Regions from separate parts of the Homo sapiens genome. Here region 1 is linked to region 2. The links are chromatin contacts, found by Hi-C in ENCODE. All regions are on one chromosome and are shown on one strand. Each heading gives the region's core, a stretch centred on a gene start or an enhancer-like site at or near the end of the contact. The rest is flanking DNA. Distances are from core to core; before and after follow the strand shown. Region 1 holds the start of VAV3-AS1 (VAV3 antisense RNA 1). Region 2 holds the start of GPR88 (G protein-coupled receptor 88).

What was found. Hi-C counts contacts between places; a loop is a spot of excess contacts on that map. Pooled maps may share reads with other maps.
Region 1: a loop to region 2 is called in a map with no recorded cell type, with 9 times the contacts of the local background. The contact joins the promoter of VAV3-AS1 here to the promoter of GPR88 in region 2. A Hi-C loop is called at or near these places in 2 of 37 single-sample maps with no recorded cell type and 2 of 50 pooled maps.

What each region holds. Positions count from the first base shown.
Region 1 is chr1:107,962,286-107,966,717 of GRCh38, reverse strand. VAV3-AS1 (VAV3 antisense RNA 1) reads right to left here and starts at 2,275. Exons shown (of 3, transcript NR_046653.1): 1 at 2,214-2,275. VAV3 (vav guanine nucleotide exchange factor 3) reads left to right here and starts at 1,538. Exons shown (of 27, transcript NM_006113.5): 1 at 1,538-2,052. The coding sequence starts at 1,849. RefSeq lists enhancers at 752-821, 757-1,051, 2,398-2,527.
Region 2 is chr1:100,534,568-100,539,461 of GRCh38, reverse strand. GPR88 (G protein-coupled receptor 88) reads right to left here and starts at 1,323. Exons shown (of 2, transcript NM_022049.3): 1 at 960-1,323; 2 at 1-568. The coding sequence starts at 495. RefSeq lists enhancers at 1-49, 202-601, 50-899.

The DNA.
Region 1 (4,432 bases), core at 1,026-3,525, 7.4 Mb before region 2:
TTTATTGTTCAGCGCTGAGTGTAAACAGTGTGCTATCCTTGTCACAGCCAAACGAAAAAGGACGCAATCACTATCCTGAACAGATCATTCTTTTAAAAATAATATTTTGGCCTGCTTATAAAGCATGGTTCGTAATAAAAAATTTGGGCTACAGAAATATAATACAATTAAATTATCCAAACTCCCATCTTTTTGTTTGTTTGTTTGTTTGTTTTTTGAGACAGAGTCTGGCTCTGTCGTCCAGGCTGGAGTGCAGTGGCTGGATCTCAGCTCACCGCAACCTCCGCCTCATGGGTTCAAGCGATTCTCCTACCTCAGCCTCCCGAGCAGCTGGGACTACAGGTGCGTGCCACCACGCCCGGCCAATTTTTTGTATTTTTAGTAGAGACGGGTTTTCACCGTGTTAGCCAGGATGGTCTCGATCTCCTGACCTCGTGATCCGCCCGCCTCGGCCTCCCAAAGTGCTGGGATTACAGGCGTGAGCCACCGCGCCCGGCCTATTTTCTAATTTTAAGTGAATGCATCTCAAAAGGGTGACGAAGGACCACATTCCTATCGAACAGCAATAATTCACTGTGGCAATATCTTGCCACAAATAATTTAAACATTAATTGTGGTTTTGAGGGGCAGTGTGCAGTGGGAGTAAAAGGGGTAGGGTTTAGAGTCTCCAAAAGATTTACTTAAGAAACACGAATGCACTGCTTGTGCACTGCGCAAAAGTTCTGGGGTCAAGTTCCAACTTTCACTAAGGATCCCAGAACAGCCCGGCAGGAGCTGCCCAGGGCTAACGCGCTTTGCTCTCAAACCCGGCCGCCAGTCGCCGACGCATGCGCAGTCTAGCACCGTGGCACAGGCCTTTCTCAAGCAGGTTTTTGTGGGGTCAGCAAAAGGGCCAGAACAGCAACGGCAAACAGTTCCGAGCCTGACAGTGCAGGGGCAAACCAGCTCCAAGTGAAAATCACCTCGCGAGGAAATAGGCTCAGGGATCGGGGCGGTTTCCGCAGGCGTCTCCACACACGCACTCTCACTCACTTTGAGGGTGCCAAAACACCACTAGGGGCAACTAGGAGGAATAGGCTGAGGAATCAGCTATAGAGAATGGAGGGGATAGAGCTGCAAGGGGCGAGGGGGCGACGATCTCTAAAACTTTCAGCGCCGTGCTCTACTGATGCTCTAGGCACTTTTTTCATTGCTCTGGGGAGTCTGGGTGCCCCAATTAATCCGTCGCTCCTTTGAGCATTTGTTGTTTAGGGGGTCCTGGGGGACCCCATCGTATTACAGTATTCAGCCACACTCCCCGCAAAGCCGGGAAGCCGCCCCGAGAGAAGACCCCAGGACGCCGGGGGCTGCGTGAGCCCCGCAAGGCTGCAGGCGGGGGCGCGGGATCCCCTTTCTGGCCGCCGCCCCCCTCCGCCGGCCCCTCCCCCGCGCCCCGCCCTCGGCCACAGACCCCAGCCCCGGCCGCCGGCGCGCTCCCACCCGCGCGTCTGGGGACTTGCGGACCGCAGCGAGACCGGCCGGCGTGCTGGGCATGCTCAGTGGCGGGCCGGGCGCTGGAGTCGGAAGCCTGTGCGCGGCAGCCGCCGCCGAGCCGGCCGGGGCGCACGGAGAGCGCGCGGGACTCGCTGCAGCGGCGGCCGGGTCGCGGCGCACCCGGGCCGGGACCGGAGCCGAGCCTAGCGCGGCGCCCGCGACCCGTCAGCCGCGGCTCCTGCTCCCTCGATCCCGCGCGGGGAAAGGGCCGGCGGCTGTTGGCGTCGGCGGGGCGCGGAGGAACCGCGGCGGCGGCGGCGGCGGCCGCATCCTTGCCGCCCGCCCCGGCCCAGCCGCGTCCCGGAGCCGTCGGGCATGGAGCCGTGGAAGCAGTGCGCGCAGTGGCTCATCCATTGCAAGGTGCTGCCCACCAACCACCGGGTGACCTGGGACTCGGCTCAGGTGTTCGACCTTGCGCAGACCCTCCGCGATGGAGTCCTGCTCTGCCAGCTGCTTAACAACCTCCGGGCGCACTCCATCAACCTGAAGGAGATCAACCTGAGGCCGCAGATGTCCCAGGTGAGGAGGCCGGCACGGGCGCCCCGCCTCCAGCCGGCAGCTCCCATTAATCATGCGGCTAATTTCTTTGTGTAAATGCAAACGTCTAGGTGCGCTGAGCTTGCCCTGCTTCCCAGCCTTCTGCTTTGGGACCACTTCGGCACCACTTTGGCGTTTCCTACCTTGGCTTGAAATGGTTTAGCTCCTCAAGCTGAATGCGAAAGCTTTGCGTCCGGAGATGGTGTGAGGATTTCGTAAAGGCTTTCTGTGAGGCGGGAAAGAAATAAGTTGTCTTAGGGTGCCCTTCACCTACTCTGCGTGTGTGTGGCGCGACAAAGGGAATTTGATCAAGCTCTTCTATAATAACGAAGGGGAGGGACGAAACGAGGTGATGGGGTAATTTGCCTTTAGTCTCTTCTTTTGCTTTGCGTCTTGTACTCATGTTTTCCTAAAAGAGGAACCATGACATACATGAGGACTCGAGGAAGTGAAGGGCGTTTGGTCCCGTTATCTGTCCAGGAGTGACATTGGTCAAAGGGAAGAACAGGGAGCAGAACCCGGAGGCCGCCCCCAGGGCCCCTGAGCTGGTGGCCAGCCGGCAAGCTCCCGTTTACAGCTCTTCCTAAGCCATGTGAGAAGGAGCGAGTCCAGCCTCTCTCAGCAGCGACAGGAAATGAGAAGTTTCACTAGAGATTCCGCTTTCCTTCCTGCAGTGCCCTGCTCAGGTGCTGTGGTGCCGGTCGGCTCCTGGGGCTGGAGCTGCCTCTTTGAGGGTTAAGCCAGACACCTCTGGAAGGTTGGGTGCACCCTAGAGTCAGCTCAAAAGTCACAGTTCAGTGGAAGAGTAGTTTATTTGTCCTGTCGGAAAATTTTTGTACAGAAGGATGTTAAACTCGGTTCAGAGCCTCTTTCTCTTTCAGAATGTTAAAACAAAACAAAAAACCAAACTGCTTTCAACTTAAAAGGGAGAGGACAGAGCCCTCTCCCTGACACATTTCAGCACTAATCCTCTATGACGCAGAGCCTCAGCTACTTAGCAACCAGAGCAGCGCCTTTTAAGAAGGAACGGACTTTATATGATTTAATAAGTATGTATTTAAAGTTAGAGCACACACAGTCATCTGTGATTCTTGGTGTCAGTGTTTCATCAGGGTCCCCTGCACTTCAGATTCTGCATTCCTTGCCTGTTTGCCTTCAACCTGCTGGTGGGCAGTCCCTAAGAAAGAACAGGCATGGAAGTGGGGAGAGCCATACGTATTTAAAAGTGAGGTAAATTATTTTATACCCCCATAAACATGCATGGTGATTGCTACCTCTCGGTACCCCTTCAGAGTTGTCTCAACTCTGGAAATTCCTTTGAGGGGTTTGGCAGACTTTTCTATTATGGTGGGAGCTGCAGTTAGCTACTCTCACACATCCCCATTTTCCACTTTGCCTGTAGCCTCAGGAGGCAGCGTGGGTCAGGATGCCTTGGCCCACCAGTAGGGAGTACAGTACTGTGCACATTTCCTGGAACTTGTTTCCTGGAACTCTCAGCAGTTGCTCTCAATAATCACGTTTTCTGGACAGCTGAAGACCTTTTTAAACCTCGAAGCCTTTATTTGAATGCTAACAATGGATGAGAATCGTTTTGAATGTGTTTCACTCTTCTCCTCTTATGTTAGATGTAATTTAATCTTTCTGATGACCAAAGATTGTCATTATAAGCATCATTAATGAAAATTGAGCACATACAATGCTCTAAGAGTTCTGTTCCCTAGTGGGGGTAGCAAAATGAGCACACCAGGATACTTGCCCTAAAGGAATTATTACACTATGCTATCAGATGGTAAATCACTGGGTTATAATAAGGTAAGTAGGACAGCTAATGACCTTCTTTGTGCCGTTGCACTTTTGAGTTCTTAAGTCTGTTCAACCTTGAGGTTTCTGGTTCCAAATTAAGTACAGTTTCTCCTGTAATGTCCTATGAGAGGGTGCTTCCCTCAAATGTGAATCCTAGAAGGCTAGTACCTGAGCCTGGTGATGTCTGTTTTTGCTTTCCTCATGGTTCTTGGCCTCATTGCAGAGAGGCAAGGCTGCTGAACAAGTGGATGCTAGGCCGATGAGTTTGTATCATGCAGGTTGTCATTAAATCCTTTAATGAGACTTATGAAATGATTTTATGAAACAACTTGACGTATTTAACATGCTTATAGTGCCTAGCACATGTACTTAATAAATGTTTACTATTAGCAAAATTATGAAAAACATTTTTTCTGCTATTGTTATATTAAGAGTAATAGGTTCCAATAGAAATTTTAAAACAATTGTAGAGGCCTACCGGTTCCTTTGGGCTGATAACCCTAGACATTTTGCCGCTAACTACTCATCTCTTTCTTGGGAAAGGTTCTAGCTGTAGTGA
Region 2 (4,894 bases), core at 74-2,573:
GGACAGCGCCAGCATGCCCGCCGTGTGGCGCCTCTGGTACAGCGCCTGGTAGGTGGCGGGCGCCCGGGTGATGAGCAGGTAGCGGTTCAGGGCCACGAGGCAGTGGGAGAGGAGGGACACCGTGAGTCCGAGGCCCAGCAGCCCACCCCGTAGCAGGCGGTAGCTGCCCCCAGCGCCGTCCCAGTCTGCGGGGGGCTCCGCAGAGCCGGTGGGCAGGAGCCCGAGCACCGCCTCCTGCGGCATCCAGAGGGCGCAGACGCTGAGGTCGGCGGCGCAGCCGTTCACGATGAAGGCGTTGCTGGTGGTCTGCAGCTTTCGGAAGGACGACACGAGATAGATGACCATGCCGTTGGCCAGCGTGCCCCCGATGGCCAGGCCCGAATACAGGAGTGACACCGGGATGCGCCGGCCCGCCCACGACTCCTCTTCCTCGCAGAGCAGCAGCAGCGAGCCACCGGTGGTGGAGGAGGTGGATGTGGAGGAGGAGTTGGTCATTCTGGCCAACTCTTCACACCTCCCTCGCTAGCGTCGGCTTCTGGCAGCGCGGTCCATCCTGACACTGTCCTGCCTGCCAGAAGGGCAAAGACATCCCTTCAGCCCTCTGCCACTGACACAAAAGGCTGAAGCAGAATAATGGGCTGGGGGAGGGGGAGAAAGGGAGCTCGAGGAGGAGGACGGGGGTGGCAGATGACAGGTGCCTGCCTCGGAAATGTCTCCAGAGCCAGGGGAAAGGCCACTTTGCATTGGATTCAGCAGGTATCGGGGAAGCCCTAGGACAGAGCAATACCTAAAACAGTCTCCTCTTCTCCCCCAACACACACACACACACACAGAGAGAGAGAGAGAGAGAGAGAGAGAGAGAGAGAGAGAGATATGTTGCCAGCTGGAGGACCTAGTTCCAGGAGAAAGCAGAGATATCCCAGCTGGGGAAAATCCCATGGGAAAGAGGTGAAGGTTACCTTGCGTTTAGGCTGGTCCTTAGCCGGTGTCTCAGGGGGAGGGATGCCGGGAAATACCTCCTCAGCAACAGCATCAGTGGTCCAGAAATCAACAGGAGAAACTCAGCTGGGATCAGTGCCAGGAGCAAGTGCCCGCTTCTCCCAAGCAGCATCCACACACATGGTCCTGGGCAGGAACTAGCAGCTGCAGGGAGACTTCTCAGCTGGTATCAGGGCTGGAGAAAGTAAAGTGGCGGGCTGCAAGCCCAGGCGGGTGGGCAGGCAGGCAGCAGCAGCAAGAATGCTTGGCTGCAAAAGCAGAAGCTGAGCTCAAGAGGAGAGCACCCTGTGCTCAGAAGCAGGAGTGGTGGCTGATGTGGTGAACCCACTCGAAGCTCTCTCCTGCTTAGTTATACATCATCCAGGGAAAAGACAGCCTTTCCACGCTTGGCATGAATTATTCAATAGCTTCCAACTTGTAAAAGGAAGAAAAATATCTTGCTCAGAAAGTCCTGTCGTTAACAAGTTTCTCTGTCTTTTCTCTCTCCCAATCACCTTATTTTTCATCCTGTTTCATTTTTCTTTCCGTCCTTTTTTTCCCTCCCTTCAATATTAGAATAAAATTTAATATACCCTAGAGTATTTCATCTCAGTCTGATGCATTTTGTGGGCAAGATTTTTCTGTGAGATAAATATATTCCCAGTACCCAGGACTGATCTCTTTATTCCCACATTTTTTAACGAGAATTACTTTATGCACTACTTGAAATTCATTTTTCTTTGGTAAAGTGGAACATAGACAATTATCCACAGAAAATCTCCATTCCTCAATTTAAATCGTACTTTCAGTGTTTTCTCATCAACAAACTCCTTTCCGGAGTTTGTTTTGTGTTTTAGTAATGAAATGGTTAGAGGGTAAAAATGAAATGGGCAAAAGATTTAAAGCAGATGTCAGTGGTACATCTAGACAATGGAATATTATTCAGTGCTAAAAAGAAATGAGCTGTCCAGCCATGAAAAGACATGAAGGAACCTTAAGTGTGTATCACTAAGTGACAGAAGCCAACTGGAAAGGACTACATACTGTATGCTACCAACTATGACATTCTTGAGAAGGCAAAACTATGGAGACAGTTAAAAAGACCAGTGGTTGCCCGAGTTAGGGGGAAAGGAGGAATGAATAGATGATCACGGAAGATTCTTAGGACAGTGGAACTACTCTGTATGATACCATAATAGTGGATCTGTGTACTTATAAATTTGCCCAAAGTGGCAGAATGTGAAACATCAGTGTAAGCCATGGACTTTGGGGAATGATGTGTCAACGTACATTCAATTGTAACAGACGAACCACTCTGGTGGGGGATTTTGATAATGGGAGAGGCTATGTATGCGAGGGGCAGGGAGTACATGGGAAATCTCTGTATCTTTCACTCAAATTTGCCATGAATCTAAAATTGCTCTAAAAAAATAAAGTCAATTTTAAAAAAATGTGTGTCAGGGGGAAAGCAAGAAACCTGAATAATCCACAGTGTGAACAAAGATGACTTTTCACTTCAGAACTTTTTGTCTTGTCTGTCTTGGAGATTTGCAGTCTGATGTTGGCATCTTCTTTGGTGCAAGTGTTCATTTATCCATTCCATGTGGGAATTTTTTCAGAAAAGGAGTTCTCTCAATTATTCACTGGAAAAGTCATGTATTTGAAAATGTAACTCAATATGGGAATATGGTAACATGGCATAATAGAAAAAAATGTTAGGTGGGGTTGCAGCACACCCAGATACTAAGCCGAGCATCCATCATGTAGCCTTGCGATGGATTATTTTCATCTTGTCAAATAAGTTCACAGTCAGTCACTTCAAAGGCCCTTTCTGTTAAAACTTTCTGTGAATCCCTATTCATGAATTTAGCATTTCTTCTCTCTAATTATGACACATGGCATATACCTCTTCTATCTAACATGCATTGCAGTTGTAGTTCTGGGTCATATGTCCCTAAGAGCAATGTTTCAGGAGAGAGGTCAAAACACAGCTTCTCTGCTTTTCTTTTTCTATTTCAAAATCAATATGGTTAGTTGATGACTTCAAGAACTCTGATGAGGATTAAGGATAAGCATGACTTGATAGATTTGGTCCAGCTAAGCTATATCTGAATGAAATTGGTTGGGGCAGGGGCAGGGGCCGGAGGGGGAAGTGAAAGAAAAGAACCAGTGACTTGCTATTCAGAGGGTTGAAGGTTTCGATATCAAGTTTACTGATGTAAATGAGATGAGTATTTGTCATCATCTTTTTGCCTATTGCCATTTGTCCTTATTGAGGTTTTGAGTGCATTAAGCACAGCAAGCCTGCATTTCTCCTTTCTAGTTATGACACATGGCGTATACCTCTTCTCTGTAACATGCATTGTAGTTCTGGCCCATATGTCCAGGAGTCTTTTCCACTCTGTCCCTAAGAGCAATGTTTCAGGAGAAAGGAGACTCTCCTAATCATTCATAGTTAAAACTTGCCATTGAAGTAAAGTTTTTTCTCTCACATTAACATAGTCCTAAAGGACTCTCTGATAGAATGTGGTGGGAGGGTATTCAAATTCTGGATCCCTGGTCCCAGCTGCCACTTTGTGTTGCCTTTGAGACGAGCAGCATTCCTGCTGAGGGACTCCAGTGCCTGGCAGTCACACACACTTCCTCCAAGACCATGCCTCCCTTAGCGCTGGCCTGACAGGGGCCAAATTTTTGTTTGTTTCTGGATTTGGTTTTCCTTTTGTTTTAAGTTAATGAACTTACATAATATAGGGTGGGAATTTTTTCTATCTTATTTCCAGCACCAGGTCAGTGCCTGGGACATAGTAGAAACTTAATCAATACTTACTGAATTAATAAGTGAATGGCAGTGTAAATGATTTCATTTATGTTTTCTCCACGGTGAAACAGTAATTCACTTTTATGAGCATCTCTTTCCTCCCACCTTCAGCAGGAACTTGCCCCATCAGTCATCTGCTTTCTGCTGTCTCTTGTCAGTCTCTCTGCTCTCCACTGCTTGCTCCCCTTCAGACTTACAAAAATGCTGATTTCACCACAACCTCATAAAACTCCCCTGGAACTTCACCTCCTTCTCATGGTGCCTACACACAGCTCACTTCCCCTTCCTGATGGAAGTGCTCATTTTCTCCTTCTACTTCTGATTTTACCATTGAATACCCACCCACACGGCCCTTAGCTCTCCCTGCTCCACAGAAACAGCTTTGGCCAAGGTTAACAGTAGCCTCTCAGTAGCAAATCGTGACTCCTAAATCCTTGCCCTCTACTTTGACTCTGTGAAGAACACCCTCCTCCTCAGTGCCATTTCCCTCCAGGTTTCCCTTTGCTTCTGTTCCTCTGTCTGCTCCCTTCCAGACTCAGTCTCTGGCTCCCCAGTGTCATGGCTCCTTTAAGATAGTGTTCCTGGCTTCTCTTCTTGGTTCTCTTCTCACCCTACTCTCTCTCCCTAATTGATCTCATCTGATTCCTGCCTTCCACTCTCGCCTATGGGTCACCCACAGATTCTTTCCCACCAAGCTTACTTCTTTCCAGAGTTGCAGACGTGTTGGAACTCTCCATTCGGCTGGCCTCTCTCCCTCCTCATCCCACTCATTCTCCTATGGTCACTGATTTGGTTAATAGTCCCCATTGTTACCCTAGTGTTTCTAATAATTCACTATCAAATATGGTGTTTGTTATAGTTTTCTGATATATTGTTTATAAGTTAGAGACATTTCTATCTATTTCTAGTATGACTTTTATATGAAGTGAATTTTTTTTTAGCTGTTGATGTAGTAGGTTACATTTGATATATTTTTAAAAGTTGAATCATCTTTGCATTCCTCTGATAAACCCTGTTTGGTTACAATATATTATCCTTTTAAAGATAGACTGTAGGATTCTATTTGGTAGTATTTTATTTAAGAGTTTTGCATCATAA